2 separate regions of the Homo sapiens genome follow, and region 2 is linked to region 1. Evidence: read pairs that join two places in POLR2A ChIA-PET (ENCODE). Cell type or tissue: Caco-2. All regions are shown on one strand.

Region 1 (2,500 bases):
TGACTAAATGGTGCTTTCCACCTTCTCACACTGAATTGGGTCCCCCCATGACATCTGGCTCCAAGTCTCACACTGACCCATCGCCCATACGGACCTCTGACTCTTGACCTATACTCTTAGTTTATTTCAACCTCTGAACTCTGGCACTCAGAATAATTGTGAACCTGAGGCTTGAAACCTATGACCCGTAACCTTTGACCCGCCATAGCCCTCACCTGGGATGCAGGGCTGACCTCTCGCCTGTCCTCTAGCCTTGACCCTTCCCCTGATCACAATTCCCATCTCCCTGCCCTTCCCTTAGATCCCACGGAGCACGTGCAGTTCTGGGTGGGCAGCCCGTCCACCCCAGCAGGCTGGGTACGCGAGGGTGACACTGTCCAGCTGCTCTGCCGGGGGGACGGCAGCCCCAGCCCGGAGTATACGCTTTTCCGCCTTCAGGTGACCCACCCAAGGGTCCCTCTGGGATCCACCCCCCAGCCCCTGACCTCTGTGACCTGCTAACCTGCATAACTTCTAATGTGGGACCTGGGAGTCCCCATGGCTTAGGCAGCCACCTGATCTGGTGGCCCACGAACTAAAAGGACCTCTGACCCCTGATTTGAGAGAGTCAGGACTTAGCATGCCACCTGACTTGATGGCCCCTGACCCCTGATTCTGGCTTAGCATGACACTAACCTGGTGGCTTCTGACCTAGCATGAGCCCGCTGAACCGGGGTGGCTTCTGAGCCTGGTTCCTCGTCCCCCGTCTCCCAGGATGAGCAGGAGGAAGTGCTGAATGTGAATCTCGAGGGGAACTTGACCCTGGAGGGAGTGACCCGGGGCCAGAGCGGGACCTATGGCTGCAGAGTGGAGGATTACGACGCGGCAGATGACGTGCAGCTCTCCAAGACGCTGGAGCTGCGCGTGGCCTGTGAGAGCCCTGGGTGAACGGGCGGGCAGGAGGGGCCCTGGCATCAGTGCCTCTGCGCCCTCCTCCCTACAGCCCTGAAGTTGCTCTGTCATCCCAAACACTCTGCCTTCAACCCTTTCTCTGCATTTCTTGGGGGTTTTTTTGGTTGTTTTTTTTTTTTTTTTTTTCCCAGAGACAGGACCTGGCTACGTTGCCCAGGCTGGTCTCGAACTCCTCATGCGATCCTCCTGCCTTGCTCTCCCAAAGTGCTGGGATTACAGGAGTGAGCCACCGCATCTTGTCGAGAGCTCTTTCCATAGCACAGACCTGACCCTCCTCTGCTCAGAATCTGCCATGGCTCCCCAGTACCCTTGGGAGAAGCCCAGGTGTCTCACCATGGCCTTCAAGGTCCACCTGGCCAGTTCCACCATTAGCTAGCTGATCCTTCTCCCCAGTCAAGGCTATCTCCTCATCACCCCCCAGGCTCCTCTGGTTCCTACCTTCACTGCCCATCCTTCCTACCGTCTATTTCTCACCAATCCCTTGAATCCCAGGCTTCTAAGAATGATTTTCAGTTCATTCGCATCCAGGCCCTGGGGAAAGGCTGTATTCTCCCTTGGCACTTCTTACATATCCCTTCCTGGGGTAGACCCTGCGCCAGATGCTGGGGACACATCTGTGAACAAGACAGACCACCCCTGTTATTTCAGTAGGGGAGACAGATGGTAAATGCTAACTAAGCCCTTTCGTAACAGTAGTGTATCTACAGGTGATATCACCAGTGAGAGAGAGCAGGAGAGGGGATTATTTTAGGTGGCAGGTGTTGCAGTCTGCTTTCCTGAGAAGCAGATTCTGACTTGGATGTTTTCAGGCAAGAAGTTTATGGGAAGTACCCTGGGTTCCGCACCTCTTGGGTCTAGGGAGGTAAAGGAAGCAAGATTTGGCAAGGTGAGAAGTTGGACTGAAGTCTAAGGAAGGTCTCAGGCTGGGTGCAGTGGTTCATGCCTATAATCCCAGCACTTTGAGAGGCTGAGGCAGGAGGATTGTATGAGCCTAGGAGTTTGAGGCCAGCCTGGGCAACAGAGGGAGACCCCATTTGCACACACACACACACAAATTAAAAATTAGCCAGGCATAGTGGCACACACCTGTAGTCCCAGCTACTCGGAGGCCCAGGTGGGAGGATCCCTTGAGTCTGGAAGGTTGAAACTGCAGTGAGCCAAGATTGTGCCACTGCACTCCAGCCTGAGCGACAGAGAAAGACCCCGTCTCAGGAAAAATAAAAATAAAAAAGTAGGCCGGGCCCCGTGGCTCATGCCTGTAATCCCAACACTTTGGGAGGCCGAGGTGGGTGGATCACCTGAGGTCAGGAGTTAGAGACCAGCCTGGCCAACATAGTGAAACCCCCTCTGTACTAAAAGTTAGCCGGGTGTGGTGGCATGCACCTGTAATCCCAGCCACTCAGGAGCCTGAGGCAGGAGAATCGCTTGAACCCAGGAAGCGGAGATTGCAGTGAACTGAGATCGTGCCATTGCACTCCAGCCTGGGCAACAGAGTGAGACTCCATCTCAGAAACAAATAAAAGAAAGAAAGAGGGCCTCAGTCAGCCCC
Region 2 (2,500 bases), 120 kb after region 1:
TGTGGAAAACAGTATGGGGTTTCCTCAAAACATTAAAAATAGAACTACCAAATGATCCTGCAATCTCATTTCTGGGTATTTATTCAAAAGAATTGAAATCAGGACCTTGAAGAGATACCTGCCCTCCCATGTTCACTGCAGGTCTGCTTAATACCCAAGATATGGAAACAACCTAAATGTTTATCAACAGATGAATGGGTCAAGGAAATGTGGTCTATACGTGCAATGGAATGTAAAGCATCCTTAAAAAGGAAACCCTGAGGCCGGGCTCTGTGGCTCACACATGTTATCCCAGCACTTTCGGAGGTCGAGGCAGGAGGATCACTTGAGGCCAGGAGTTGGAGACCATCCTGGCCAACATGGTGAAACCCCGTATCTACTAAAAATACAAAAAAAATCAGCCAGGCATGGTGGCGGGTGCCTGTAAACCCAGCTACTCAAGAGGCTGAGGCAGGAGAATCACTGGAACCCAGGAGGCGGAGGCTGCACTGAGCAGAGATCGTGCCGTTGCACTCCAGCCTGGGCGACAAGAACAAAACTCCATCTCAAAAAATAAAAAAAGGAACTCCTGAAGCCAGGCTCGGTGGCTCCCACCTGTAATCCCAGCACTTTGGGATGCCAAGGCAGGAGGATCACTCGAGGCCAGGAGTTGGAGACTATCCTGTCCAACATGGTGAAACCCTATCTCTACTAAAAATGCAAACATTAGCCAGGCATGGTGGCGTGTGCCTGTAATCCCAGCTACTTGGGAGGCTGAGGCGTGAGAATAGCTTGAACCAGGAGGTAGAGACTGCAGTGAGCTGAGATCATGCCACTGCACTCCAGCCTGGGCGTCAGAGCAAGACTCCATCTCAAAACATAAAAGGAAATCCTGGGCCGAGCGCAGTGACTCACGCCTGTAATCCCAGCACTTTGGGAGGCCGAGGCAGGTGGATCACAAGGTCAGGAGATCGAGACCATCCTGGCTAACATGGTGAAACACTGTCTCTACTAAAAATACAAAAAATTAGCTGGGCATGGTGGCGGGCGCCTATAGTCCCAGCTATTCGGGAGGCTGAGGCAGGAGAATGGCGTGAACCCGGGAGGCAGAGCTTGCAGTGAGCCAATATTGCGCCATGCATTCCAGCCTGGATGACAGAGTGAGACTGTGTCTCAGGAGAAAAAAAAAAAAAAAAAAGGAAATCCTGAACCTGGGCATAGTGTCTTATGCCTGTAATCCCAGCACTTTGGAAGGCTGAGATGGGAGGATCAGTTGAGGTCAGGAGTTCAAGACCAGCCTGGGTAACATGGTGAGACACCGTCTCTACCAAAAAAAGAAGAAAGAAAGAGAATAAATAAATTATAAATATTACTCTCTGGGGTTAATGCATTCCCTTCTCCCCCAAAATCAACCCTCCAAACTCCTATACTCTCCTTTCTTCTCACTCAGCAGCCTGTTAGAACTCAAGTCAGATTTTTTGTTTTTTTGTTTTTTGAGGCGGAGTCTCACTCTGTTGCCCAGGCTGGAGTACAGTGGCACCATCTCAGTCCACTGCAACCTCTGCCTCCCAGGTTCAAGCGATTCTCCTGCTCAGCCTCCCAATTAGCTGGGACTACAGGTGTGTGTGTGTCACCACACCCAGCTAATTTTTGTATTTGTAGTAGAGACGGGGTTTCACCATGTTGCCCAGGCTGGTCTCAAACTGCCCAGCTCTAGCGATCTACCCTCCTCGGCCTCCCAAAGTGCTGGGGTTACAGGCATGAGCCACCGTGCCCAGCCTCAAGTCAGATTATGCTCTTCCTCTGCTCAGAACTCTCCTGATTCTCTCAGAGCAAACCCAGAAGAACTTACCAAAGGCCTACAAACAGGACACTACCCGGTTCACGATCGCCTCATCCCTCTCTCTCCATCACTCACAAGCAACTCCTTGCTATTCCTCCAATGTACTGGGCAGGTTCCCACCTCAGGGCCCTTGCAGTTACTGTTCCTCTTGCCTGGAATGTTCTTCCCCAGGGGTCCAGATATCTGCCTGGCTCCCTCCTCACTTCCTCCAGTTCTCTTCCAAAATCATCCCCTGCCAGACATAGTGGCACACTCCTGTAATCCTAACCTTTGAGAGGCCAAGATGGGAGGATTGCTTCAGCTCAGAGGTTCAAGACCAGCCTGGGCAACATAGCAAGACCCCATCCCTCCTAAAAAAAATTAGCTGGGCATGGTGGTGCACACTTGTGGTTCCAGCCACTTGGGAGGCTGAGGTAGGAGGATGGCTTTGAATCAGGGAGGTTGAGGCTGCAGTGAGCCATGTTCCAAATTAGATAGTGGTGATTGTGCAACCTTGCCAATATAGGAAAAACCATTGAACTGTACACTTTAAAAGGGTAAATTTAGCAGGACGCGGTGGCTCACGCCTGTAATCCCAGCACTTTGGGAGTCCGAGGCGGGCAGATCACTTGAGCTCAAGAGTTCGAAACCAACCTGACCAACATGGTGAAACTCCATCTTTACGAAAAATTAAAAAAT

What was found. Peaks named below come from ENCODE experiments on the same cell type or tissue, not always from the same donor. Only the 100,000 strongest peaks of a DNase experiment are listed, where the experiment ranks them.
Region 2: POLR2A ChIA-PET joins it to region 1 with 7 read pairs; 2 of 35 experiments call an interaction of 5 or more read pairs at or near these places.

What each region holds. Positions count from the first base shown.
Region 1 is chr19:44,813,851-44,816,350 of GRCh38, forward strand. BCAM (basal cell adhesion molecule (Lutheran blood group)) reads left to right here. Exons shown (of 15, transcript NM_005581.5): 7 at 302-438; 8 at 754-910. Among named protein-coding and RNA genes, the nearest start is that of BCAM, 6.0 kb to the left of the region's middle. RefSeq lists an enhancer at 1-157. In Caco-2, no CTCF peak of the experiment used is centred here; no DNase peak of the experiment used is centred here.
Region 2 is chr19:44,932,922-44,935,421 of GRCh38, forward strand. No RefSeq gene overlaps it. Among named protein-coding and RNA genes, the nearest start is that of APOC4, 8.1 kb to the right of the region's middle. In Caco-2, no CTCF peak of the experiment used is centred here; a DNase peak (open chromatin) is centred at 1,118.